Regions from separate parts of the Homo sapiens genome. Here regions 1, 2, 4 and 5 are each linked to region 3. Evidence: chromatin contacts called from ENCODE Hi-C or POLR2A ChIA-PET data. All regions are on one chromosome and are shown on one strand. The core of a region is the stretch at or near the end of the contact, and the rest is flanking DNA. Distances in the headings are between cores, read along the strand shown.

Region 1 (5,764 bases), core at 1,155-3,654, 1.9 Mb after region 3:
TTTTAAAAAGTAAGTTGAATGGCATGACAGAATACTAGGAACAAGAAAAAGAGAGAAAAATAATATCCATCTCCTCAGCACTGCCCTTGCTGTGGTTCCCTGAAATGTTTCCTCTCCTTCCTGCCTTCCCTCCTGGTTTTCTGCCATTTCCCCTCCCCACCTTTTTCTCCCTGTCCTGCTGCCTGCACTTCCCCTCCATCTACACACATACACACACACACATAACACATTCTCCCGTAGTAGAGCCAAGGATTGGGGGCAGGCTGTTTTATTACCTGAGGAATCATCAGAGGTGGGGATAACGTTGATCTGGACGGTTTCAAATGAGGATGTTGGGTCATCTCCCAGGAGACACAGTGGGGGTGCCAAGGACTCTGTCTTCACATGGAGCACCTCCCCTACCCCAAGAGCCTGGGTGAGAGTTGGTGTGGGGCAGGGGGCAGAAAGAAGGGCAAAAAACAAGGGAGATGTTGACAGTAAGAGCGAGAACAAAAGCTTTAGAAGTTTAGGGCTTACAAGCCATCAATTATTTGACATTCTGGTCTGAATGGTACTGACCATCTTTCTAACCTGTTCATTCTTTCTACTTTATTTCTGGGAGAATTGATGAAGTCTCATGACTTCAAATATGGCCTCAGAGTGGACAACTTGGGCAAGAACAGTTCCAGAATTCTCAGCAGTCAATAACTCTCTTCTTCCCAGCCCCACATAACTCTTTATATTAAAAAGACCCAAGATCAGGCGTGGTGGCTTATACCTGTAATCCAAGCACTTTGGGATGCCAAGGTGGGAGGATCACTTGAGCCCAGGAGTTTAAGTCCACTCTGGGCAACATAGGAAGACCCCATTTTTACAAACAATAAAAAAAATTAGCCAGACATGGTGGCATGTGTCTGTGGTCCCAACTACTCAGGAGGCTGAGGCAGGAGGATCACCTGAGCTCAGGAGGTCAAGGCTACAGTGAGCTGTGACCCTGTCACTACACTGTAGTTTGGGTGACAGAGGGAGGCCCTATCTCAAAAAAAAGCAAAAAACAAAAAACAAACAAACAAAAAAATCTTCACTGCTAGATAACCAAAGGGGATGTGGAAAATGAAGATATTAAGGAAACGGCAAAGGTAGTGGAGAAGGCCCCCCACACCTCACACACCTCATGACTCATAGCACACAAATCATTTAAATCATTTCTTTGTCACCCACGGGTGAAGGGAATGAAGCAGAGTCCCCGTCACAGAGAGTAAGAGGGATATGGCTCTCTCACCTCGCTGGATGGCTCTGTGGAGAGACGCGATGACTCGGAGCTGAGGGAGGAGGAAGAGCAGGGGGAAGATGGCTCAGACTTCACCTGAAGATCTGGAGGAAAGGGAGTTAGAAATTATCAGGAAGCAGAGCTTAAGAAGAGTCCAAAAAGTACCCAAGGACATGTCGGTGGGGATTCCTGTACCGCAGCAAGGGAGAAGAAACAAAAATAGGGGATTGAAGGAGAGAGGATAGGCACTTATGTAGAAGCGTGAGGATATAGGAAGCTACGTAGTTTCTGGGAAACAGTGGGAAGATGAGGGTTTCTGGAAATCTGAGGGAACGACAAAGACTACCTTACCTGGGAAGATCGGCAGGAGTTCCCATGGGGGCTCAGAGGGGCTGACATCCATCCCCACGTCCAGGGAGCTGCCGTCAAACTAAATAAGGGAGGATACAAGAGGGCAGGAGTGTGAGAAAGGATGAGAAAGTAGGGGTGACTCCAGATGAGTTATGGCCTGTGAATGGGTCCAGGTTCTGGGCTCACTTTCCACCCACCAAGGGTTAGAGAAAGGCTGGGGACACAATACCGGGACATCCTGCTCCGGGCAACGGAAGAGCTGCGTCTGCTCCTCGGCCACTTCATCTAGGCCAGAATACAAGGTGCTGTCTGCAAGAAATGCTGAGCGTCGGGGGGTCGTTCGGTGGCCCCAGCCTACAGATCGCACACAAGCCCCCGCCCCATCCCTCATTGGCTCCGCTCGGCCAGACCCACCGCCCGCCCACTTGAAAAGTGATACAACCAGGGCGCTTCAGCCCCTCCTTCCCCGACCCCGGAACAACTCGACGTTCCAGCAGGGAGCAGAGTTCTTCCCTGACTTTTGTATCCCCCTTAATGCACAACGAGCCCCCTGCTCCGCTCTCCTTCAGATGGCGGATTCCGTATTTGCCCAGACTTCCTCTTTAGGCCCCCGCTTCTTTCCCGCGTGCCTCAGGGACAGTTTGCCACAGCCCTCTCCCCTCCCCGGTGCCTCACTCTGCAGACCCCAGTCCTCCGGGCTAAGCAGGTTGTCGGTGAAGAAACGCGTCGGGTCAGCAATCTCGCTGAGCAGCATCAGCTCCGCCATCTTTCCCCCCCACCCCCCAACCAGGAGACGGTTCCCAAGGCCCGCCTCTCCCCATCACCAACTAATCAGTTGACTCTTTCAAAAAAGGGGGCGTCCCGGAAGCTCTACCGACCAGTAAGAGACCTGGGTGCTGAGCACGTGAATCAACAGATGCGGATGACTGTGTAGGCGGGCCCAATGGGAGCACAGCAGCAGGAAGTAACTTCCAGACAGTGCCATACCGCCAAGCGCATGCGCCAAACAGGCTCCAGTGATAAAGCGCCTGGGAGATGTAGTACCCAGTATTAAGGTCCACCATCTCCCCCAGCCACTACTAAGTTTAGTTTAGACAGCTTCTATGTGTCCTCGGAGATAGATAAGCCCCTCAAAAGGGGCGCACTGTGACCACTGCTACCTCCCCTAGGAAGCCAAAAGCTGAGAATGGGATATGGGCTGAAACCTTCCCTCTGGCCCCCCACCCCCAAATCTCACAGCACAGACCACAATTCACAAGTTCCTGTCTCTTTTAAGGTTTAACTTTTAATCAGCCAAACATCTTGCGCAGACCCTGAGCCAGCCCTGCATCCTGGTTCTTCCCCTGAATGACCACCTTCCCCAGTTCCTCCTGGGCTGCCCGGTTTTTGGGATCTATCGCCAGCACCTTCTTGAGGTCAGCAGTTGCTTTTTCCAGGTTCCCAAGGGCAGCCTGGGCAACCCCCCTTCGGTATAAGGCCTTTAAATGGCCAGGCTCCCGCTCCAACACCCGGTCACAGCTCTGGGCTGCCAACTGAGGCTGCCCTAGCAACAACTGACAGGCAGCCAGATTGGCATGAAGGACAGTTCGTTCTGGAGGGCCAGGTGGGGGTAAAGTCAGGAGCAGCCGAAGAGCCCGTCCATAGCATCGGGCAGCTCCTTCAGGGTTCCCAGCTCGAAATAGTTCTGTGCCCCTTGCACGTTCTTCCCTGGCCAGGGCTTCCTTCTCGCTAGTCTCCAGCTCCCAGGAGTCTCGGCCTTGAGTGAAGGATGCCAGTGTGAGCCTGACAGGAGGTCCAGAGTGCCCAGGCAGCTGAAGCTCTGCTTCCTCACCTTGACACATGGACTCCAAGCATTTCTCTATGAGCTCCCCCCAAGTTTCCTCCCTCCATGGCCCTACGCCCATAGTTAGCTCTGTCCAGCCCTCTGGCGGCCCTGATCCGAAAGGAAACCCCAAAGCCAGTACCCGGCAGCAGGAGCCTAGTTTGGGTTTGTCCAAGCCATGGCCACGGATTACGATCTTCTTGACAAAGCTCCCATCGGGGCAGTACCAGAGATCAGAAGCTTGAAGGGCCTCTGGCATCTGACTGGTTGATCCATGAGACTTATGAGAGTCTCCTTCAAGTTCAGCAACCAGTTTTTCAGCTCCTTGAGTATGCTCTAGAATTTGGCTGGCTGGATCTGGGCTTACTTCCAGCTCAAGCGTTTCGGTAGGAGGGTCTCGGGGCTGCTGCCTAATCTGAATAACTGAATCAAGGTTCTCCCGAAGGTTCTTTTCCCACTCTTGTTGCGGCTGAGAGGTGTCCTTTTCTCCAATTGTATTGACTGGTGGCGTCTCCATATGGATGCTTAGTCCCTTCCACGGTGAGTGAACAGTTTTGGTCAGAAAGGGATGAACCAGGTTCAGGTCAGCACCTGAAAAGAAAACCAAACAATGCTAATAGCAGGGTTCTTATTTAGACTCCTTTCTCGTCCTTTCCCATTCTTCTGAGACCCAGGCCCCTAGTCCTGAAAGTCCCCAGTTTTGCTTTCCTCCAAAAATCTGCTCCAGCTTCCCCGTTCCACCCACATATAATTTAGAACTATAAATTCCACAATTCCCTGCGGTTAAGGTAGCCGCGCCAACTACGGACACCCGGTCGGGTCAATAAGTACCTGCGCGGCCAAAGTGCCTAGCATGGTGACAGGAGGAGCCGGGCCATTCGAATCACCTCTCCTTCCAAAGCTAAATGGCTACTGAATGCTGCCCTCGGAGCCTTGCCCCACGCGGAGAGGGCAGCCGGAGAGGGGCGCGGTGCGGGAGGCGGGGGTAGGGGGCGGAACAACTGGGAAAGATACTGACAACTAACCCTGGAGCCCGCGAGACTCCGAATCTAGTCAAATTCCTGGCAGCCAATCGGGAGAAGGGAGGAATCTGGTTAGCCCGCCTATTGAACGTGACATCATTTCCTCCGCAACCATGAAGCTCCAGGCCTTAGCAACTGAACTAGGCCAGAGCAACCGAACTAGGCAGAATCGAACAGAATTTGGCGCGGTCGGGCTGGCCAGGCTGCTCAAGAGTCAAAGTGGGCCAACATGGTGAGACCCTGTCTCTACTAAAAATACAAAAATTAGTAGGTCATGGTGGCGCGCGCCTGTAATCCCAACTACTCGGAAGGCTGAAACAGGAGAATCGCTTGAACCCGGGAGACAGACGTTGCAGTGAGCCGAGATCACACCATTGCACTCCAGCCTGGGCGACAGAGCGAGACTAGAGACTCCGTCTCAAACAAAAAAAAAAAAAAAAAAAAAAAAAAAAGGTGGGCCGGGCGCGGTGGCTCACGCCTGTAATCCCAGCACTTTGGGAGGTTGAGGTCAGGAGTTCAAGACCAGCCTGGCCAACATGGTGAAACCCCGTCTCTACTAAAAATGCAAAAATAGCTCGGCGTGATGGCGGGCGCCTATATCCCAGCTACCCAGGAGGCTGAGGCAGGAGAATGGCTTACCTGGGAAGCGGAGGTTGCAGTGAGCCGAGATCGCGCCATTGCACTCCAGCTTTGGCAACTGAGACTCTGGGAGGCTGAGGTGGGCGGATCACGAGGTCAGGTGATCGAGACCATCCTGGCAACATGGTGAAATCTCGTCTCTACTAAAAATACAAAAAGTTAGCTGGGCATGGTGGCGTGTGCCTGTAATCCCAGCTACTTGGGAGGCTGAGGTGGGAGAATCGCTTGAACCAGGGAGTCGGAGGTTGCAGTGAGCCGAGATGGTGCCACTGCAATCCAGCCTGGCGACAGAGCAAGATTCCCGCCTCAAAAATAAATAAATAAATAAATAAAAAGCCGGGCATCGCGCACGCCTGTAATCCCAGCAATTTGGGAGGCCGAGGCGGCGGGGGGGGGCGGGGCGGGGGGAGGGGGCGGGGCGGCGGGGGGATCACTTGAGGTCAGGGGTTCGAGACCAGCCTGGACAACATGGTGAAACCCCGTCTCTACTAAAAATACAAAAAATTAGCTGGGCGTGGTGGCGGGCACCTATAGTCCCAGCTACCCGGGAGGCTGAGGCAGGAGAATGGCATGAACCCGGAAGGCGGAGCTTGCGGTGAGCCAAGATCGTGCCACTGCGCTCCAGCCTGGGCGACAGCGCAAGACTCCGTCTCAAACAAACAAACAAACAAACAAAAAGTC
Region 2 (5,406 bases), core at 1,619-4,118, 1.3 Mb before region 3:
CCACAAGATTATAAATTATGGTTTAGGAGTCATGCAGCTGGAGGCTGCAAGATTCTAAACCTCCCCCAATTGCTCCTCAGGATAACATCACTATTGTAAAACCGAAGATCAGTTCTTGAGATATTTTGCAGCCCCTGTACTCTATGGATCAGCTAGCACCACCCATAACGATAAACTGGCTCATCTGGTCTTGTGGCCCCCATCCAGAAATTAAGCCAACACAAGAGGACAGCTTCGACTCCCTCTGATTTCATCTCCGACCCGACTAATCAACTTTCCCAACTCACTGGTCCCCTACCCACCAAATTATCCTTAAAAACTGCAATCCACTTGGGGAGACTGATTTGAATAATAATAAAACGGGTCTCCCACACAGCCGGCTTTGCATGCCCGTCTTGATAAATGGTTCTGTCTAGGCAGTGGGCAAGCTGAACTCATTGGGTGGTTACACATTTTCAAATTTTCAGAGCTTTCCTTAGACTAAAACTTTACCATCAGTCCTAAGGTAGTATGATCCATGCTACAAAACTCGCCATAAAACCTTACTATGTAACACTGCTATAGAAATCTATAAAGTGTTTCCTTCGTAGGAGGGCCGTAGGCAGCCATGGCGCCCAGCAGGAATGGCATGATGTTGAAGCCCCACTTCCACAAGGACTGGCAGCAGCGTGTGGCCACGTGGTTCAACCAGAAGATCCGCAGAATCAAGGCCCGGCAAGCCAAAGGGCGCTGCATCGCCCCGCGCCCGGAGAGTCGGGACCCATCTGGCCCATTGTGCTGTGCCCTGCTGTGCGTTATCACATCAAGGTGCGCGCCGGCAGAGGCTTCAGCCTGGAGCTCAGGGTGGCGGGCATTCACAAGAAGGTGACCCGGACCACTGGCATCTCTGTGGATCCGAGGAGGCAGAACAAGTCCACCGATTCCCTGCAGGCCAATGTGCAGCGTCTGAATGAGTATTGCTCCAAACTCATCCTCTTCCCCAGAAAGCCCTCGGCCCCCAAGAAGGGAGACAGTTCTGCTGAAGAACAGAAATTGGCCACCCAGCTGACAGGACCGGTCATGCCCATCAAGAATGTAAGGAGAAAGCCCGAGTCATCACTGAGAAGTAGAGGAATTGCAAAGCTTTCGCTAGTCTCCGCATGGCCGGTGCCAATGCTTGGCGGCAATGCTCGGCTCTTCGGCATATGGGCAAAAAGAGCCAAGGAAGCTGAAAAACAGGATGTGTGAAAGCAAAAATAAAGCCCTCTTGGGGACTTGTAATAAATACGTTTTAAAAGAAATCTATAAAGTTTAAACTGATTCTTCCTCTGACAGAGAAAGGCAGTTTCTTAACAGATAGAAAACACGTGAAACTGGTGGTCGGTCACTTCCCAATAAGATCTCAGGAGTGGGGAGAAATAACACAAGATTTAGGAACTATGCCAACGTTTACGACCCCAGGTCTAGAGGTCAAGCCGTGCACTTGGTCTCTCAAGTCGCCTGCTTGGCCCTCTTCCAAGTGTACTTTCCTTCATTAGTGCTCTAAATATTTTCAATAATTTTTCACCCCTGCTCTAAGACTTGCCTCGGTCTCTCCTTCGGCATTATGCTCCTCAATCGAATTCTTTCCTTCTCCTGAGGAGGCAAGAATTAATGTTGCTGCAGACTCCTTACAGATAACTGCCACCGCTAATATGTTGAGATGTTCACACATGCATGTGTGAGGCCCTTCAAAATGTGAGCTGCGGTTAGAATTGGGAAGAGAAGGGAGTGGGGATATGTATCTTTGTTTTCTGATTGCCTTCCATATCTTTTAAAACTAGCTAAGTGCTGCTTCAAGTCAGCCAGATACGAAGGCTTCAATTTATTTAACACAATAAAGAACTTCTATTTGGATCCAAAGCTTACATTATGCTTTAATAAAAGTTACCCTAATAAAGTCAGAAACAATAACAATGAGTCAAAGAAATGCATACAAAGTAGGCCAGGCGTGGTGGCTCACGCCTGGAATCCCGGCACTTTAGGAGGCAGAGGCGGGTGGATCGTGGATCACTTGAGTTCAGGAGTTCGAGACCAGCCTGGCCAACATGGTGAAACCCCCGTTTCCACTAAAAAAAAAAAAATTAGCCGGGCATGGTGGTGCATCATGCCTGTAATTCCAGCTACTCGGGAGGCTAAGGCAGGAGAATCACTTGCATCTGGGAGGCACAGCTTGCACGTGAACCGAGATGGTGCCATTGCACTCTGCACTCCAGCCTGGGAGACAGAGTGAGACTCTTGTCTCCAAAAAAAAAAAAAAAAAAAGCCTACAAAAAGCTTACAAAGTCTAAAATCGGACGAACAAGAGGACACCTGATGGGGGAAAAGAAAAGAGATTGCGATGGGAAGAGAGTGGTGGGGAAATCCGTGGGACAGTTTTCCTATTTTCTGGGTCTGTCCCTTGACCAAGGAACAGCTCAAAAAAGAAAGGATCTAAAATAAATTGTAAAAAATTACCTGTGGTTTCGCATTTGTTTTCTGTCTTTTTCTTTCTTGCTTGATCTTCGATAATACTGGGAAATGTAACCAATGTGATTGGGCTTGTTAATTTGGTGCCTTGCTTGTTTTTCGGGTTTTGGAATTCTGCCAGTCTGTGCTTCCGCGGCCTCTTTCATTTTGTCTTTCATCTCTTGACACAGCCACCCAGGGTGGTGTCAAAGCCTTAGAGCAGAAATGCATCAATATTGAAAGCAAAACGGAGCTTGTTTTCCTTGGTTTCCATGTGAATTTGAAGAATTGAGAGAGAATGAAAGTGCCACAAAAACAAAAGAAAAAAAATTGAGGCGAGTCGTGGACATGATAGACATGATTTTGCAAACAAGGCACATCTAGGAGAAAAGGCGGGAGAAAAATGAAGCTGGAGGTGCCGGGGATTGAACCCGGGGCCTCGTGCATGCTAAGCACGCGCTCTACCACTGAGCTACACCCCCCAACGCTCAACGTGGGCCAAAATATTTCTATGACCTGTTACTATTATCGGTCGTGCCAAGAAGCATATTTTGTCGAACTTAATTTTGAATTCGCTATACTGGATATTGTTTCCTGACTGCGCTGAGAGAAGGAAAACTGAATGTTATATCGAAAGTCCCGTGCTGGGCCTGGGATCTCCCGCTGCAGGTCACCCTCTCGGACGGCCGCTCGACAACCACCTATCGGGGTTTATAAGGGAGCCGTCCTGCCTGGCCGCCCCCCAGAGAAAGGTCTGTGATGGGGTGATTCTGCTTGGAAAGGTTGCCAGGAAACCGCGAGCATAACGCAGAAAGATAAAACGAAAGCCCTAAACGCCGCCGTGGGAATTTAAGTCCAAGGGGCAGAGAAAACAGGAGGGGAATTGCAGATCGGCTTGTCCCGGTCGTAGTTACTGCCCCTGCAGGTTCCCGCGCCCAGCCTCGGGATGGAGAACCTGGCACGCTACGTTTCGCGGGCTCTGAGACTCGGGTGGTGAGAGTCGCCGAGATGCGCACTGGGAAGAGAAAAGAGCCAGGACGCACCTGCATTTATGGCGCCATCGCCCGGGCGGAATCCTCCACGGAATAAAAAGTATGCAGAAGCAAGGCGATTTATGACTGCATAAACCCTCCGTGCTCCTGGAGAGTTCTTAGACCTCTCCACTCCTTGGCACAACTGACCTCTCCACTCTTCGACAAACTGGCAAGCGCTTGCCGCCGTTCGCCAAACCTTGGTACGACAGTCAATCCAGAAATGAGCTTCTGGAACAAATCCTAAATCCTTTTTTGTCTGTCTTCTTCTGATTCGCTCTCATCCTTAAGGGACCTGTTTCTCCTTCAAAACCTGAAAACATCTAACCTATAGTACCAACCCCAGATCCAGGCCTGGCCTTCCTGACCAGTCAAAGCCAGTTGGACTGTGCGCCTAGAAGTGGACAGACATGCGAAATGCCATACTGTATACGTACAATGCATAGGCCAAAGGCGACCCTATGACCCAGAGATTAGAAAGACTCGGACGTCTTTTGACTGGGTTCAGGTCACACTACTCCCAAAATACGACACCTCGGCATTTGAGAAAACAGCAGAAGCAGAAACGTTTTTCTCTGGGCCCTTGTTCCGTGAAGCGGGCCATGAAAGCTACCTGATCTTCCAATTAAAGTAGGTGATAAGACCGTCAATTCAGAGGGGAGAAAATGTACTTGGAGGAAATAAACGAAGACACAGAGATGCCAAAGAGAACCTGAATAAACAGGCTTTGCTAAGTTCACCCCAGTTTATAACCATTAGATCATACCCCCTTTTATCCAATTATACTGCTATGGGACTATCCACTTCATCAAACCTAAGCATAAAAATATAGGAAGTCCTCACTTATTGTCAGTTGGTTTTTGGAAACTATTACTTTAAGCAAAATAAAACTAATTCTACCATAGACTAGACTAATTGATTTAAGAGTTAATTTTCTTGGCAAATGTCTGATCACAAAAACACCAAATTTCTAAATAAGGACTCCAAACACTTCTAACACTAAATATTGAAAAAAATATGAGCTGCACCTCAAGTTAAGATCAGCAAAAACGACATGATTGATTTATTTTTGGTGAATCAGTGACTGCAATTCTAGTGGTGGCAGGTTATATCAAGGAATAAATGTTTGTGAAATAGCAGTTGTAAGGAGCAACTCCTACTAACACACAATTCGTAAAACATTGTGTCCGGAATTGGCGGGTTCTTGATCTCACTGATTTCAAGAAAGCCACAAGTCCTCCGGATGAGTGTTACAATCGTTAGATGCGGTGTAGCCAGAGTTCATTCCCTCTGACGTTCGGATGTGTTATAGAGTTTCTTCCTTCTGGTGGTTTGGTCTTCTACTGGCTCAGGAGTGAAACTGCAAACCTTGGCAGTCAGTGTTACATCTTCTAAGGCGGCGCCTCCGGAGTTGTTTGTTCTTGCCCGAGAATTCATGTTTTTCCTAACTTCAAAAGATAAGCTGCAGACCATCAACAAATTACAGCTCATAAACGTAGTGTAAACCCAAAGAACAATCAAGATCCATCGCAGAGAGCGAAAAATCACTTCCGCACCGTGGGAAAAAGCCCGAACACGTTGTCGCAGTTGGTTCCGGCAGCCTGCTTTTATTATCTTGTCTGGCCCCACCCACATCCTGCTGATTGGTCCATTTTACAGAGAACTGACTGGTCTGTTTTACAGAGAGCTGATTGGTCCATCTTCACAGAGTGCTCATTGGCGCGTTTACAATCCCTGAGCTAGACACAAAAGTTCTCCAAGTCCCCACCAGAGTAGCTAGATACAGAGTGTCCATTAGTGAATTCACAAACCCTGAGCTAGACACAGGGTGCTGATTGGTGTGTTTACAAACCTTGAGCTAGATACAGAGTGCCGATTGGTGTATTTACAATCCCTTCGCTAGACATAA
Region 3 (5,153 bases), core at 10-2,509:
AGTTACCCATAAGCCCAGTCTTAGGAGAAAAACATCAAATTCCAATAGAGGGGCATCCTACAACATACACGACCAGTATTCTTCAATGCTGTCAAGGTCATCAAAACAAGTCTGAGAAACTCCCACAGCCAAGAGGAGCATAAGGAGACATGACAACTAAATGTAATGTGGTAACCTCCATGGGATCATGAAACAGAAAAAGTACTGAGGTAAAAACTAAGGAAATCTGAACACACTATGGACTTTGGTCAATAATAATGTATTGATATTGGTTAACTGCAACAAATGTACCACACTGAGGTAAGATGTTAATAACAGGGGATCCGGTTTGGAGCATGTGGGAAGTTTGTACTATCTTCTCAATTCTTCTGTAAATCTAAAAGTGTTGTAAGAAATAAAGTCTACTTAAACAATAAAATTGCAATTTTTGAAACATAAAAAGCCTATTTTTTTTAAAGGTGATTTTTTTGAACTTGGGGAAAAACATGTTAGGGATTATGATTTCAGCTAAGAGTTAAAAACAGGAGGTTAAGGCATGCATAAACGAATGTCATTCTCCCCTCTTTTGAAGTACACACAAATCGTGGGTCAAAATTTGAAATCTACTGGAGATTTGGAAGTGTGTCCCTCCCATTTACTCCACAGAGTTAAATTTACACTTTTTTTCTAAGGCCAAATAGGGAGAAAATCAGTAAGAAAAATGCTAATGAGCTGGAAGGAGTGAAAGCACAGCTCCAAGTATTTGTGGCTAAACCGGTTTACTCCGAACAAAAAAAAAAAAAAAAAAAAGAAAGAGAAAGAAAGCATGACACTTTGGTCAGGGAGCTGGATTAGTCGCCTATCTACCAGGCTCCAAGCAACCGGACGGTCATCCAGGCCCCGCTTACTTCTGGTTCCGCAGACTAGAATGGATGGGAGTCTGAGTAGGATACCAGAAAGCGAGAAAGACCCAAGAGGAGGGGGAGAATGTAAGGACAAGCAAACAGGAGGGATCTGGCTGGCAGGGAGGACGCAGCGAACTTGACCCCCTCCTGAGCCCGCCCGGGGGCCTGGCCCCGTTTTGAACCCGGGCCCGGCGGCTGCGTTGGGTCGCCCCAAACCCGGTGAGCGTACGAGACTGTTGCTTCGCTGTATGTCTCATGTGCACCCCCTACTCACCGGTCCCGAGCTCCGGGCCGCGAATCCCGGCCGGCACCCCTCCTCTCTCACGGCGGTCTGTTCCGGGTCCCGCTCCTGCACGAGCAACCAGCGCGACAGCTCGTCCCCGCCCCGTAATCTCCCGGCTATTCGGGGCCCTTCGCCGAGATTTCTCCCGGACCAGCCCCGGGATTGGCTCCTGCCGAACTTCGCCATCCAATGGGAACCTTAGTCTCTTTTACGTCACTGATCACCGGGCAAATCCCCAGACAGCCGCGGGCGGTGGGGCACCAGGGGCAGCGAAATGGAAACTGAAATCAGGCGGGACCGAGGCTGCGCCAAGAGCCGCAGCCTGAGTTTGGCGCGTAATTGGGGTGGCCTGTTACACGGTCTAAGGGAGTAAATGCTAAGGCTTAGGAGTCACCTACGTAGGACTCTTGAGAGGGCAATAATCCCCTTTCCACCTCTCGAGACCCCTCACTGCCCAACTCTGGCCTTATGCTGGATCAGGGTCCGAGGGCGCTTTGAGGCGAAGGTGGCGCTCGCCAGGTGCTCAACATCAAATACGAAGTCCCCGCCCCTAACGTGGCCTAAATTTGCTTCCAGGACAAAGCAGGATTTTAGCAAGCAAATACTCTCAGAGACCTATTTACGAAAATTATTACTTCCTAGGTAAAATAACGTTCAACCAGACAGCCATTGTCGCCATTCGACGGAAGGAAAAACTGAGGTTCCAGGAGCTTAAGGGTCTGGGCCCAGTTCAGGGGGGTTGTTTTCGCTCCTCGACGCTGAATTTAGAAACCAGAGGCTACAAAGCGGGCCGAGACTTGGGTTCCCCAGGTCCTTGGTGGGGAGGTTTCCAGGAGGCTCGGGCGCGCCCCCGTCCACGGCCCCGGAAGCTGACGTCGCCGAAGCGTACGCCGCTGCCCAGCCTGCGCTCTCTTCCTGCTCTGCCTGCAGCCGCCGCGTCCGGTCCAGCCGCAGGGCCATGCCCTGTGCTGCGGTTGCCGTGTCCCAGGCGCCGCCGCGTCAAGATCCCCGTCTTTCCCGGCCAGCCAGGCGGCAGCGGCATTCAGCTCGTGCACTGGGCTGGCAGCAGGCTGAGAAGAGGCGGCGCAGGTTCTCCGGGTCAGCCAGTGCCCTGCTCCTAAGGGTAGAGATCTAGCTGGGGACACTGGTCGTCCGCCTAGGCAGTGGTGAGAGGGTGGGCTACAGTTGTTTGGGTATTCATGAATGGAGGAGCTCAGGGTCCTAGACCCTAAAACCTGCTGAATCTTCACCCCTCCTCCGCTGGGGGTAGGGAAATTTGCACTGCATTTAAGCAATGTATAGTGGAGTGGGTGGGACATTCAGAAGAAACCACGCCCACATTTAACACCCGCGTCCTTCCCTTCTACCCCAGCCCAGCATTTTGTCTTTTTCCCCTTTGTCCAGCAGTATAACTCACGCTGCCCCTCCGGGCTGAGAGGAGTGTAGACCTCACCTGCTGAGCACAACTCTGGCGGGCCTGTGCTCTGGAGGTGGTCTCAGCACCTACCTAGACCCTCTTGATACCTGCTTTTTTAGTTGGTGGTGTGGGAAGAAAGTGTGTTTAACATGCTCCTTAAATAATGCTCTGCCGCCGAGCGCGGTGGCTCACGCCTGTAATCTCAGCACTTTGGGAGGCCGAGGTGGGCGGATCACGAGGTCAAGAGATCGAGACCATCCTGGCCAACATGGTGAAACCCCGTCTCTACTAAAAATACAAAAATTAGCCGGGCGTGGTGGCGCGCACCTGTAGTCCCAGCTACTCAGGAGGCTGAGGCAAGAGAATCGCTTGAACCCGGGAGGCGGAGGTTGCAGTGAGCCGAGATCGCCCCACTGCACTCCAGCCTGGGGACGGAGCGAGACTCCGTCTCAAAAAATAATAATAAAATAAAAAATAATGCTGTGCCACTAAGCGTTTTCTCCCTGTCCTGAGGTCTTTGGCCTATTCACAGACCATTCTGGGCAGACTCCAGCCACAAATCCACCACCCCACTTAAAATTCTCTATCCTCTCAGCACACTTAGAGGGGCATGGAAGACTCTTGCAGGGGCTGGGGCTCCTGACATGACAGCTCTGCTTAACTCTCTGACCTCCCTCATGCCACTTCTCCCTCGGTCCCTGTGCTTTCACCTTACACCTGGTCTTGAAACTCCCTGCCCCAGCCCCTTGCATGGCTGCCCGCTTCTTGTCAGTCATGTCTACATCTCAGAAAGGTCTTCCTCCCTCACCCAGTTGAAACCAGTTCCCCATCATGCATTATTCTGTTTCCCTTTCTTCATGCATTTGTTGCCATTTGAAAGCACCTTGTTCATTTCTTTGTCAATGTGTTTATTTTCGATCTTCCTCCCCCTCAGTGTACGCCCCAAGAGAGTTGAGACAACACCTGTCTTCCATGCACATGGCTTCCATGTAAATAAATGTTTGTTAAATGAAATGAGCTCAGTGTGGGCATTTCTTTTTCTTTTTGTAAAAAAATTTTATTATTATTACACTTTAAGTTTTAGGGTACATGTTCACAACGTGCAGGTTTGTTATCATTTAGCATTAGGTATATCTCTCCTAAAGCTATCCCTCCCCCCTCCCCCCACCCCACAACAGCCCCTGGTGTGTGATGTTCCCCTTCTTGTGTCCATGTGTTCTCATTGTTCAATTCCCCAGTGTGGGCATTTCTAAAGCTGCCTGGCCCTGCTTGGCTGGGTATCAGTCATGCACTGAGTCCCTCTCCCACCACACTACATCTTGATTGATACAGCTTCTCAAGTCCAAGTAAGGGTAACAGAAATGGATGCTGGGAACACAATTTCTGCTTTGTGTTGGAGGAGACAGCTTTGGAGCAGCTTTGTAGCTTTGTGCCCCTCTACAGCTTCCTGCTTCATTTAAGGTTCTGAAGCAGAGTTGAAATTCCTTCCTCCAGCTCTCCATTTCTGTGGTCATACCAGATGGAGGCCAAGGCAGCATATGGGGCTGGGTAAGAGTTCTGCGTTGAATTCTCCAGTCTGCCACATTCTGTGAGGCTTTGGGGCAGCTGCTCAACCTCTGTGTGCCACAGGTTCTTCTTCTGTAACATGGAAGTAGCTAGATCTGCTTCGTACGGTTATTATGAGGCTTAAATGTAAAGCTTTGAAATAGTGAATCAGTGCTGACTAGGCCAAAGGGTATGGTATAATTATTTGCATTTGAAATAAATATCTTAAATGGAGCAAGAAGATTTAGTAGGTATATTCCTTGAGCAGCTCTGGTTTAACCTCAGGAGGAACTAAAGGCCGCTGTCTAAAAATGAGTTTGTATATGACAGGGTACAGGAAATGCCACCCCAAAATATGGCACCTTGGAAATTGAGAAAATAGCAGAAACAGGAAGGTTTCTCTGACCTCTTGCTCCTTTCTGCCCTGAAGCAGGCCATAGAAACTAGAGTTCCCCTCGCCCCTTCTTCCCTGAAGCAGGCCACAAAATCTAGGAAGGTCACTCTCTGACCTGCTCCCTCCTTCTCCCTCCTTCATCTGAGGCCCCTTATATAACAGGCATCCTCTCCTATGCCCTGAGGGAGGGACTGCCACACAGGTATGCCAAGAAGAAACTGAATAGACAGGCCTTTCCAACTTCTCAGTTTATCACCGTTAGCTCATACACTTTTGTCCTTGCAATCATACATCTGCCTGACTGTCTATACAACTACACAAATGTCCCCATTTCTTTGGGTTTTCGTTTCTGAAAGTTCCCATGTCATGTAAAACTTGGATAAAATAAATGTGCATGCTTTTCTCTTGTTAGTCTGTTTTTTGTTATTGAAGTCTCAGCATAAACCTTGTGATGGGTAAGGAAAATATATTAGTTTTTTTCCCCTAAGTTTAGTATAAACATATTGAGCTAAATCATACCATTCAGAATCTCAGGATTTTAAGAATACTAGAGTGCTTGGAAAGAGGCCTCCAAACAAAAAACAAACAAACAAACAAACAAAAACTTGAAAACATGAAACTCCCATTGGT
Region 4 (5,887 bases), core at 2,230-4,729, 1.9 Mb before region 3:
ATGTCTCAGCCTCCTGAGTAGCTGGGATTACAGGCACCCACTACCACACCTGCTAATTTTTGTAGTTTTAGTAGAGACGGGGTTTCACCATGTTGTCCAGGCTAGTCTTGAACTCCTGACCTCAAGTGATCCACCCATCTCAGCCTCTCAAAGTGCTGGGATTACAGGTGTGAGGCACGGCACTCAGCCTCCTTGGTACAGTCTTTATTATTAAATGGACAAGTGCAGCAGCCACAATTGAGAGGAACATAGTTACCAGAGTGTTTTGGTCACCTACAAGGTAAACTACCTAAATGAACAAAGATGATAGTAAAGGATGAGGGGAATCTAGAATGGATAGTAGAGGAGAGAGACAGTAAATATCCTTTATGACTTTAAGATATGCTACAACACTAGGAACTGTAAATCTTTCTACTAATCTATTCTTATAAATTTCCTCAGAAAGAAAGAATAATTCTGGAATAGTTATTTCCATTTCTTACTATACCAAACGAACAGGAGAGTAGGTAGCTGATGTCTCTTAATTGAGCCTGTCTCTGGGAATTTTCCTTGGTCAAAAAGTTGCCTCACAGAAGGTTACCTTCCTTCCACCTTATACCCCTTACATCAAGGCAAGGCAATTCTTAAGGACTGTCCCATCCCTTGAGCTCCTGAGAGGATCAGCTGGAGCCTCTCTTGTAACTGCACCACAGTTCAACTACTCTGCCTAGCCCTATTTCTTTAACTTCTTGTGTTATTCCTGAAAGCACAGCTCAGTAAAATTCTTGCTTAAAAATCCCAGAGTAACCTTATCTCTGATACCCTCTCTTGTTCACTCCACCTCAGCCAATCTGGCTCCCTTGCTGTTTCCTCTACCGGGAACACTTCCTTAGATATGCACAGGGCTAACCCCTTCATCTCCTTCAGATCTTGGCCAGAATGTCACTAGACTTACACCATCTTATTTGTATTGCAGTTAGCCCCCTCTCATGCCAGGACTTCTGATCTCTCTACCCTGATTTTCTTCTTTTTCTTCCTCTCCTTCCCCTTTTTAAAAATCGCAGTGCTTATCAACTTCCATTCCAGTTTATGTATTTATTTATTCTGCTTAATTCTTTTGTTTGTTTTTGTTTATTATTATTATTTTTTTGGCTCAGTCTCCCCTGGAACATTAGCTCTATGAGAACAGGGGTCTTTACCTTTTATTGCCCTTGTTATATCCTGAGCATCTAAAGCTATGTCTGGCCTAGACTAGTCAATTAACATTTTTGTTTATGTACAAGAGCTCCTACAGGGTAAGTACTTTGAAGCTGCTGGGCCAATGTGTGTATCATTTTCAGGTTTACCATATATTTCAACTTTACTATATATTTCAAAATTGCTTTTTTAGATGAGTGTACCAATTTATAGTCCCAGCAACTGTGTATGACAGTCTCAAAATTTTCACATTCTTATCAGCAAATGTTATTACTCAGGTGTTGGTATAAAATGATTTAAAATTTGCCTTTATTTAATTGCTAATGATTAACTGTATATGCTATGTTTATTGGTCATTCGAGATTCCTCTCTGGGAATTGCCTGTGCATATTTTTTGCCATTTTTTTTCTGTATGATTGTTGGCTTTTTTCTCTCTTATTCATTTGTAGATGTTTATTATATATTCAGTGGACTGATCCTTTGTTGACTATATGTGTTGCAAATATCTTCTCCCAACCTTTTAATTTAATTGTCTTTACCATTAGTTTCTAGTATCTTTTGATATAGTTTTAATTTTTAATGAGGTCAAATTTATTTATTGTTTTCCTTATAGTTTGTATGTTTATGCAGTTTAAAAGAAATCTTGTTTTACTTGAGCTCATAAAAAAATGATTCTATAGAAGCAAACTTGTGAATAGAAAAAAGAGCAATTATTCTAAATTTTCTTTTAAAAGTCTGAAAGTTAGCTGACTGGAATTGATTTTTTGTGCAACATATAAAGTAGAAACCCAATTTTATTTCATTTTTCCATTTAGATATCCAAATATTACAGTACTATTTGTCAAGTAGCTCCTTTATTCCTCACTGATTTGTAATGCAATTTCCACCATATATCAAGCATCCACACATACATGTTTGTTGCTCAGTCCTCAGTTCTGTTTCATTGGTCTATTTGTCTGTAGTTGTGCCAATACTATATTGTCTTAGCTGCTATAATTTTATAATAAATTATATAGGGCAAGTTTCTGCAGCTCCTTCATTTGTTTTAAAAATGTCTCGGATTCGTGACTCTTTCATTATTCCATATACATTTAAAATCAACTAGTCAAGTTCCACTGAGCACAATTGGAATCTTGATTTGCTTTGTACTGGATTTGTGTATCAATTTAGGAAGGAATGATATCTTTATGATATTGAGTTCTCATATATATAGGTGTATATACATGTCTCATATACAGGTGTATACACATGTCTTATATACATAGGTGTATATACATGTCTTATACATAGGTGTATATACATGTCTCATATACATAGGTGTATATACATGTCTCATATACATAGGTGTATATACATGTCTCATATACATAGGTGTATATACATGTCTCATATACATAGGTGTATATACATGTCTCATATACATAGGTGTATATACATGTCTCATATACATAGGTGTATATACATGTCTCATATACATAGGTGTATATATATGTCTCATATATAGGTGTATATATATGTCTCATATATATAGGTGTATATATATGTCTCATATATATAGGTGTATATATATGTCTCATATATATAGGTGTATATATATGTCTCATATATATAGGTATATATTTCAACTACTTATCCCTAATGAATAAAGTTACTAATGTTTCCATTCAGGTATCTTTTGTAAGTATTTGCTTCTGTGATAGATGTCTTTTAAAAATTCTATTTTTATAATTTTGATGGAGAATGTGATTGTGAACATGAATTTTAAAAAGTCCAGCCAACTTGCTAAACTCTCTTATTAATCATCATAATTTGAGTGTTAGATTATCTTGGATTTTTTATGTAAACCACGCAGCATGTTCCTTAAAATTTATGTATTTAGAATTCATATTCTAATTAGGCAATGCAATCAACTCTAAAATTAAAAGTACATTTAAAACATGCACCCTAACACTTTCCTTCTCACTCTTGTCCCCGTTTTCACTCAGTTTCTGACCGTTCACCTCTCGTAGGTAACCACCATTATTAATTTTCCGATTTTTCCAGGGCTTCTTTGTGCCACACACGCACACATAATTTAGATTCTTTTTACTCTCTTCTATTCGCAAATATAGCAAATTATGAAAATAATTCTGCACCTTGCCTTTCTCCCTTAGTTATAGCTGGAAAAATAAAAATTTAAAAGCCTCTTTAATAGCAAAAGGGGAGGGGACACAAGGTGCCGAGCTAGCAAACGACAGAGTCTGTCAGGGAGGTGGCTAGAGAGGCCCGGAAGTGGCTTCTGTGCCCCGCCCTGCGGGTGGTTTGCTAGTTTCAAGCACTTTGTGAGTATGGGGTGAATCGGCGTCGGCCTTCCACTGTGGGGTTAAATCTCATCCCGCGGCTCTCCTCCTGTCGGTCCTGCAGTTCTTTTGTCCCCGGGTAGAGGTGCGTTTGCAGGAGTATGTGTGTGTGTGTGTGTGTGTGTGTGTTTGTGGAGAGAGGCCCTTCCCTCCCCAGTTCCTGCAGCCTCGGCTCCCAAGGAGGGAGACCCCTGCGAGAAGCCGTGGGGGAGGGAAGGGCGCTCTGCGGCGGAATGAAGTGGTCCTCGGCGTTCCTGCGTAGAGCCCAATATGGGTGTCCCTTGTTTAGGGCCGTTACCGAGTGTCCGGGTCGGTTCTTGAGGGTATTTGGAGACGGGATGCATGGGTCACATAGACAAGCCTCGAGAATGGGAGCCGTTACATTTTTGCACTGCCTGGTAACAAGGTCAGTTTCAAGGTCTTTAAATTATTCTGTGGTACTGGCCAAGAGCCAGAACGTTGGAGTCAGATTACCTGGTTCAAATCCTGCCTCTGCCACTTACTGGCTGTGTGACTTTTCACTAGTTCCTAAGCTCTCTCTCTGCCTCATTTTACTATTTTGTAAAATGGGGATAATATTCCCTAACTCACTGGGTTGTTGTGAGGATTGAATGCATTCGTATGGGTAAGGTGCAGAGTAAGCATGATTTAAAGATTTGCTTTTATTAGTGGTACTATTATTATTTATAACTATGATGACACATTAGTGACTGGCTTTTGTACGGTTGCTTTCAATTTTACTGTCATTCATCAATTCACTTTGTAATGGATGATTTCTATATTTTAGGAGGGAAAAATAAGATACTCTGAAAAAGAGCCTATCCCAAAGCAAAGACCAAAACTGGTTTGTGTTGGACGTTGTGATACTCAAACTCTCAAAGGCTTTAAGACTCGGGGGTACCTTTTCCTTGGCTGGAGATTAGGAGGAACAATAGAAGTTTTTAATAGTGAAAAAGGACTAGGACCCCTGGTTTTTGCAAAAATCTGATGTCCTGCTTAGTGCTGGAGATCCACCAGTTTTCGAGCTTCCAGGAACGCCCTAGCCTGAAACTGGCTTCATACTAACACCCTTCATTTCAACCCAACTTTTACAGGGTTAGCTCTTTCATAGACTTGTAACTCTTTTCTGTTAATGAGAAACTTTCCTTTCCTTATCTTCAGTATATTTACTGATTTGATAAATACTTTGTGTTGGCAACCAATTTCCCAATCTTGTGCCTTCCCACTGTGATCAGTTTGGCTCAGATCCAAGTAGGGGCCAGGTAGTGAAACCTAAATGGAGTTTGTGGAATAAATGATATAAATGTATCAGTGTTGTTTTCCTGCCATAGACTTCCTCCCTTCCCCACCGTGGACACCCTCCTCATTCCACTTGGGCTCCAGATTCACTCTGGGTTGGGCTGTGGCTCTCTCTCGCCTTCCTTGACCCTACCTTAATGCTTTTTGGCTGTATTATTCAGGAAGGAAAGAAGTTAGGACATTGTTTAATTTTCTAAAATTTTGGAGAGAAATTTAAACACATTTAATTGTAGAGAGAATGTTACAATGAACACCAATATAACCATGACTCAGCTTCAGCCATCATCTTTTGGTCATTTTCTTTCATTCTTCTTTTCCCTCCTTTCCACTCTCTTTCCTTCCCTTCTCCTCCTCCTTCCCTTTTGTCTCCCTCCTTCCCTTTTACTTCCTCCCTCTTTCCCTCTCTCCTTTCTTTCCCTCTCCCTCCTTTCTTTGTCTTCCTTTCCTTCCCTCCCTCTCCCCCTCTTTATCTCTTTTTTTTCCTCATTTCGTCCCTCTCTTCTCTTTCATTTTATAGCAAATTGCAGATGGAAACATTTTAGTTCACTCACAAGTACAAGTACTTCAGTGTCAATTTCTTATATACAGGGACTTTTATCTTAATATAATCATAGTATCATGATCACACGCAAAAAAATTGACAATAATTCCTTGATATCATTATCTTGATTTTCAAATAATTGTCTCAAATATTTCTAGAGTTTTTTTTTTTTACAGTCTTTTTACAGTTGTTGTTTTCAGTGGGGTCCGAATATGGTTCACCATTTGCATTTATTTGATAAGTCTGTTCAGTCTTCTAATCTATGACAGTTCCCATTCCCTCCCACTCCTTTTGGTAAAAATGCCATTTATTTGTTGAGGAACTTGAACCTTCTGTTTTATAAAATGCCTCACATTCTGGATTTGGTCGATTGCTTCTTTTTAGTATCTTTAACTTATTAGATCTCAAACTCAGCTGCACATCAGAATGACCTAGAAAGTTTTAAAAGTTATTGATGTATTAAAAGTCCCACCCCCAGAGAGTGATTTAATTGATTTTTTTTTCATTGCAATCTCCATCTCCCAGGCTCAAG
Region 5 (5,454 bases), core at 2,763-5,262, 1.4 Mb after region 3:
TTCAACTTTAGGCTTGTGGCTCAGATTGGACTTACATTTAGAGTCAGATTTAAGTTTAGTGTTAGGAGTGGTGGTAAACTGGTTTCAAGATTAGCCCTAGAAACAGGGTTGGGTTGGGGTAGAGGAGAAGTTTTATTTAGGGGGTTATTAATTGGGATGTGTTTAGATTTAAGGTTAGGGTTACAGTTGGGGTTGAGTTTGAGTTGTGATTTGGGTTGAGGTTAAATTTGGGTTAGGGTTGATGTTGGTATTAAATCCCAATTCAGGTTTTGAGGCTAAGTTCAAGTTTGAAGCTAATGTCATTTCAGTCTCATTTGGAGGCTTCAGAGATTTCACTAGTTTCTCCACAAAGACCACTATAAAGACTGTATTTCCCTGAGTCTGGGGCACAAGACTCCAGTCATCAGCTCTCCCACCCAGGGAAAGTCCCAAACCAACTGCTGGCCTGCCCAAGAAAGAAACCAAATTCATACAACCTCCGAAACTGAGATTGAAACCAAGATTGGCCCATCTCAAGGAGCATCCTTCGCATATCTCACATGCACGTGACACTGAGCCTCAGCCCAGTCTTACCCTTCCTTCCTCTGTGTCTCTCATGTCTCCCCATCACCCTTCTTGCCTTCCCTTTTTTGTCTTTCAATGTCCCATTCTTCCTCTTTAATTTAAATTTCTCTCTGTGTCTCACTGTTAATTGCAATACCTTTTTTTGTTTGCTTGTTTTGTTTTGTTTTGTTTTTTGGTTTGTTTGTTTGAAATGGAGTCTCACTTTGTTGCCCAGGCTGGAGGGCAGTGGCACGATCTCGGCTCACTGCAACCTCCGCCTCCTGGGTTCAAGCAGTTCTCCTGCCTCAGCTTCCCTAGTAGCTAGGATTACAGGCGCGTGCCACCATGCTCGGCTAATTTTTTGTATTTTTAGCAGTGATGGAGTTTCACCGTATTAGCCAGGATTGTCTCTATCTCCTGACCTTGTGATCTGCTCGCCTCAGCCTCCCAAAGTGCTGGGATGACAGGCATGTGCCACTGCTCCTGGCCTTGTAATAACATTTTATATTTTAATATAGCTCAGCTGGGGTCCCAGTCCATCAGCTCATACCATTAGAGAAGCAGAAAGAGACAACAGGAAGCAAAAAGGACCCTGAGAGAAAGGGCAACACAGAGAAAAAGAAAGGAGCAGGGGCTAAAAGGGAAACCCACACTGACACAAGAGATAATAAGGTTAAAAGAATGAGAAGAAGGTTGGGCGCAGTGGCTCACGCCCATAATCCCAGCACTTTGGGAGGCCAAGGCTGGTGGGTCACCTGTGGTCAGGAATTCAAGACCAACCTGGCCAACATGGTGAGACCCCGTCTCTACTAAAAATACAAAAAAAAATTTGGCGGGCTTGGTGGCGTGTGCCTGTAATCCCAGCTACTCGGGAGGCTGAGGCAGGAGAATAGCTTGAACCTGGGAGGCAGAGGTTGCAGTGAGCCAAGATCGTGCCACTGCACTCCAGCCTGTGCGACAGTGAGAAACTGTCTCAAAAAAAAAAAAAAAGGAAAAGAAATTTTCTGACCTATCTCATCTGATAGTAGGTTATAAGACCCTCATTCCAGAAGAGGTTCTGCCCTATACCTGGGAGGAAGGAATGCTGTACAGAGAGACCAAGAAGAATATGGCCAGGCCTTGCTGGGATCCCCCCAGTCCCAGTCTGTGACCATTAGATGATACTCCTTTTGTTCAATTACATTTCTGCACAGCTGTTCATTCTTCATCAAATCTAAGCATAAAAATAGTTTTCCCCTGGGTCCTTGGGTCTTCATTTCTGAAGGCTCCCATGTCACCTAAAACTTTGATTAAATAAATGTATTATGCTTTTCTCTTGTTAATCTGTCTTTTATTATAGGAGTATTGGCCATAACCCTTATGATGGGTCAGGAAGGGATCACCCCTTTCTGCCCCTACAGAAATAATAGCTAAGACTAGTAAAGCATAAAAGGCAAAGGGGCAGGTCCTCAAGTAGAGAAGAACAGGAGAAATAGCTCATACACACCCAGAATGTTACTTACATGTCCCTCCATGTTACACCAAGACCCCTCAGGGACCTTGTGCCTGGGGAGAGAAGTGGTCTGCCCCATGCAACAGTGGGCTTTACCCCGGGTCACCACCAGCCCCAGCTCCAACCCCTCTAACACTCTCCAAGTAAAATCACATCAGTAGCAGTAATAATATTTGAGGTGACAAGTTGGTATTATCTCAAACTTAGGAAAAGTGAATAAAGTCATCTTTAGAAACTGCTTTTTTTAAACCTTGTAACTTGCAAGCTAAGTGAAAATGGGCTCATGTATGAGAATGTTCGTGTTAGACATTTTTTGTGTTAGACAAAAACTAGAAACAAACCAAATCCCCATCAACAGAATATATTAGAATATATTGATACAATAGAATATTACATCATAATTTTTTTTAAAAACATTACTGATACATACAACCACGTATATGAATCTCACAAACATAATGCTGACTGAAAGAAGTCAAACAGAAATGAGTACATTCTGTGTGATTTCATTTATATGATGCCCCAAACCAGGAGGAAATAATCTATGGTGATAAAAGTGAGAGAGTGGTTGGTTATCTTTGGAGGGTATCAGCAGGGAGGGGGCATGAGGGAACCTGCTGGGGACCTGAAAATACGTGGAGCTGGGTGGTGGCTACATACAGATGGAAAAATTCATCAGCTGTACACTTAAGAGGTGTCCACCTCATACCTAAGTTACATATCAATAAAAAGGAAAAAAATTTTGGAAACTTTTTTTTTTTTTTTTTGAGACAGAGTCTTGCTCTGTCCCCCAGGCTGGAATACAGTGGTGCGATCTTGACTCACTGCAGCCTCCGCCTCCCAGGTTCAAATAATTCTCCAGCCTCAGCCTCCCGAGTAGCTGGGACTGCAGATGCGCACCAGCACGCCTGGCTAATTTTTGTATTTATTATAGAGATGGGGTTTCACCATGTTGGCCAGCTGGTCTCAAACTCCTGACCTCAAGTAATCCGCCCACCTCAGACTCCCAAAGTGCCAGGATTACAGGTGTGAGCCACTGCACCAGGCCTGGAACAATTTTAAAATAATGTATTGGCTCTGCAAATGCAGCTTCAGAACAAGTCCCTTAGCTGTCCCCACCCCACCCTAAGTCACCACCCTTAAGCCTCACCCATGTGGAATTCTGAAACTTCCTTTGTAGAAAACTTTGGAAGGTGTCTGCCACATTGATCCTGGAATGTGTGTTTATTTGGGGTTATATAAATCTGTTCTGTGGAAGCCACCTGAAGTCAGGAAGAGATGGAGGGCATCCTTCAGGAGTGAGATGAGACCTCATCATACTTGACTGTCCAGCATCATCTCTGAGTAAGGGGACCAAAAAATTTATCTTCCAAACTAGGACACTTTCAAGAGTGGAAGGGGGATCCATTAATATTTTCACCTGGACAAGAGGCAAACACCAGAATGTCCCCGATGAAGGGGATATATAATGGACCTTCTTGATGTGAAACCTGCCAGATGGGCTGGAAAGTCCGTATACTGGGACAAGTATGATTTGAGTTGTTTGGGACAAGGACAGGGGTACAAGAGAAGGAAATGGGCAAAGAGAGAAGCCTGTACTCAGCCAAGGGTGCAGAGATGTTATATATGATTGCTCTTCAGGGAACCGGGCCTCCAGCTCACACCCCAGCTGCTCAACCACCTCCTCTCTGAATTGACTGTCCCTTCTTTGGAACTCTAGGCCTGACCCCACTCCCTGGCCCTCCCAGCCCACGATTCCCCTGACCCGACTCCCTTTCCCAGAACTCAGTCGCCTGAACCCCCAGCCTGTGGTTCTCTCCTAGGCCTCAGCCTTTCCTGCCTTTGACTGAAACAGCAGTATCTTCTAAGCCCTGGGGGCTTCCCCGGGCCCCAGCCCCGACCTAGAACCCGCCCGCTGCCTGCCACGCTGCCACTGCCGCTTCCTCTATAAAGGGACCTGAGCGTCCGGGCCCAGGGGCTCCGCACAGCAGGTGAGGCTCTCCTGCCCCATCTCCTTGGGCTGCCCGTGCTTCGTGCTTTGGACTACCGCCCAGCAGTGTCCTGCCCTCTGCCTGGGCCTCGGTCCCTCCTGCACCTGCTGCCTGGATCCCCGGCCTGCCTGGGCCTGGGCCTTGGTGGGTTTGGTTTTGGTTTCCTTCTCTGTCTCTGACTCTCCATCTGTCAGTCTCATTGTCTCTGTCACACATTCTCTGTTTCTGCCATGATTCCTCTCTGTTCCCTTCCTGTCTCTCTCTGTCTCCCTCTGCTCACCTTGGGGTTTCTCTGACTGCATCTTGTCCCCTTCTCTGTCGATCTCTCTCTCGGGGGTCGGGGGGTGCTCTCTCCCAGGGCGGGAGGTCTGTCTTCCGCCGCGTGCCCCGCCCCGCTCACTGTCTCTCTCTCTCTCTCTCTTTCTCTGCAGGTTCTCCCCATGACACCACCTGAACGTCTCTTCCTCCCAAGGGTGTGTGGCACCACCCTACACCTCCTCCTTCTGGGGCTGCTGCTGGTTCTGCTGCCTGGGGCCCAGGTGAGGCAGCAGGAGAATGGGGGCTGCTGGGGTGGCTCAGCCAAACCTTGAGCCCTAGAGCCCCCCTCAACTCTGTTCTCCCCTAGGGGCTCCCTGGTGTTGGCCTCACACCTTCAGCTGCCCAGACTGCCCGTCAGCACCCCAAGATGCATCTTGCCCACAGCACCCTCAAACCTGCTGCTCACCTCATTGGTAAACATCCACCTGACCTCCCAGACATGTCCCCACCAGCTCTCCTCCTACCCCTGCCTCAGGAACCCAAGCATCCACCCCTCTCCCCCAACTTCCCCCACGCTAAAAAAAACAGAGGGAGCCCACTCCTATGCCTCCCCCTGCCATCCCCCAGGAACTCAGTTGTTCAGTGCCCACTTCCTCAGGGATTGAGACCTCTGATCCAGACCCCTGATCTCCCACCCCCATCCCCTATGGCTCTTCCTAGGAGACCCCAGCAAGCAGAACTCACTGCTCTGGAGAGCAAACACGGACCGTGCCTTCCTCCAGGATGGTTTCTCCTTGAGCAACAATTCTCTCCTGGTCCCCACCAGTGGCATCTACTTCGTCTACTCCCAGGTGGTCTTCTCTGGGAAAGCCTACTCTCCCAAGGCCACCTCCTCCCCACTCTACCTGGCCCATGAGGTCCAGCTCTTCTCCTCCCAGTACCCCTTCCATGTGCCTCTCCTCAGCTCCCAGAAGATGGTGTATCCAGGGCTGCAGGAACCCTGGCTGCACTCGATGTACCACGGGGCTGCGTTCCAGCTCACCCAGGGAGACCAGCTATCCACCCACACAGATGGCATCCCCCACCTAGTCCTCAGCCCTAGTACTGTCTTCTTTGGAGCCTTCGCTCTGTAGAACTTGGAAAAATCCAGAAAGAAAAAATAATTGATTT

Evidence for each region. Hi-C counts contacts between places; a loop is a spot of excess contacts on that map. ChIA-PET counts read pairs that join two places held with the same protein, here RNA polymerase II (POLR2A). Pooled maps may share reads with other maps.
Region 1: a loop to region 3 is called in a map of naive thymus-derived CD4-positive, alpha-beta T cell, with 30 times the contacts of the local background. The contact joins the promoter of ATF6B here to the promoter of TRIM26 in region 3. A Hi-C loop is called at or near these places in 1 of 168 maps with a recorded cell type or tissue (naive thymus-derived CD4-positive, alpha-beta T cell) and 6 of 50 pooled maps. POLR2A ChIA-PET finds 5 or more read pairs at or near these places in 2 of 52 experiments (GM12878 and T-cell).
Region 2: a pooled map shows a loop between it and region 3 (5-fold over the local background). The contact joins the promoter of LINC01623 here to the promoter of TRIM26 in region 3. A Hi-C loop is called at or near these places in 4 of 50 pooled maps. POLR2A ChIA-PET finds 5 or more read pairs at or near these places in 2 of 52 experiments (activated CD4-positive, alpha-beta T cell and activated CD8-positive, alpha-beta memory T cell).
Region 4: a map of right cardiac atrium shows a loop between it and region 3 (12-fold over the local background). The contact joins the promoter of ZKSCAN3 here to the promoter of TRIM26 in region 3. A Hi-C loop is called at or near these places in 1 of 168 maps with a recorded cell type or tissue (right cardiac atrium) and 1 of 50 pooled maps. POLR2A ChIA-PET finds 5 or more read pairs at or near these places in 1 of 52 experiments (OCI-LY7).
Region 5: a loop to region 3 is called in a pooled map, with 4 times the contacts of the local background. The contact joins the promoter of LTA here to the promoter of TRIM26 in region 3. A Hi-C loop is called at or near these places in 5 of 50 pooled maps. POLR2A ChIA-PET finds 5 or more read pairs at or near these places in 2 of 52 experiments (PC-9 and T-cell).

Annotation. Positions count from the first base shown.
Region 1 is chr6:32,125,842-32,131,605 of GRCh38, forward strand. It overlaps ATF6B (activating transcription factor 6 beta), which reads right to left and starts at 2,405. Exons shown (of 18, transcript NM_004381.5): 1 at 2,276-2,405; 2 at 1,830-1,909; 3 at 1,601-1,679; 4 at 1,262-1,353; 5 at 276-411. The coding sequence starts at 2,366. It overlaps FKBPL (FKBP prolyl isomerase like), which reads right to left and starts at 4,447. Exons shown (of 2, transcript NM_022110.4): 1 at 4,254-4,447; 2 at 2,866-4,013. The coding sequence starts at 3,939. The coding sequence ends at 2,890. RefSeq lists a cis regulatory region at 5,664-5,764.
Region 2 is chr6:28,860,809-28,866,214 of GRCh38, forward strand. It overlaps LINC01623 (long intergenic non-protein coding RNA 1623), which reads right to left and starts at 2,869. Exons shown (of 2, transcript NR_033379.1): 1 at 2,476-2,869; 2 at 1-1,207. TRA-AGC2-2 (tRNA-Ala (anticodon AGC) 2-2) reads right to left here and starts at 2,948; the gene lies at 2,877-2,948. It also overlaps the pseudogene RPL13P. RefSeq lists an enhancer at 5,061-5,406.
Region 3 is chr6:30,212,147-30,217,299 of GRCh38, forward strand. It overlaps TRIM26 (tripartite motif containing 26), which reads right to left and starts at 1,260. Exons shown (of 10, transcript NM_003449.5): 1 at 1,159-1,260. RefSeq lists an enhancer at 1,591-2,479 and a silencer at 1,938-2,120.
Region 4 is chr6:28,346,468-28,352,354 of GRCh38, forward strand. It overlaps ZKSCAN3 (zinc finger with KRAB and SCAN domains 3), which reads left to right and starts at 3,480. Exons shown (of 6, transcript NM_024493.4): 1 at 3,480-3,600. It also overlaps a transcript of ZSCAN31 not described here. RefSeq lists an enhancer at 3,415-3,774.
Region 5 is chr6:31,568,277-31,573,730 of GRCh38, forward strand. It overlaps LTA (lymphotoxin alpha), which reads left to right and starts at 4,013. Exons shown (of 4, transcript NM_000595.4): 1 at 4,013-4,170; 2 at 4,458-4,565; 3 at 4,652-4,757; 4 at 5,005-5,454. The coding sequence starts at 4,467. The coding sequence ends at 5,417. It overlaps LOC100287329 (a long non-coding RNA gene), which reads right to left and starts at 4,427. Exons shown (of 2, transcript NR_149045.1): 1 at 4,307-4,427.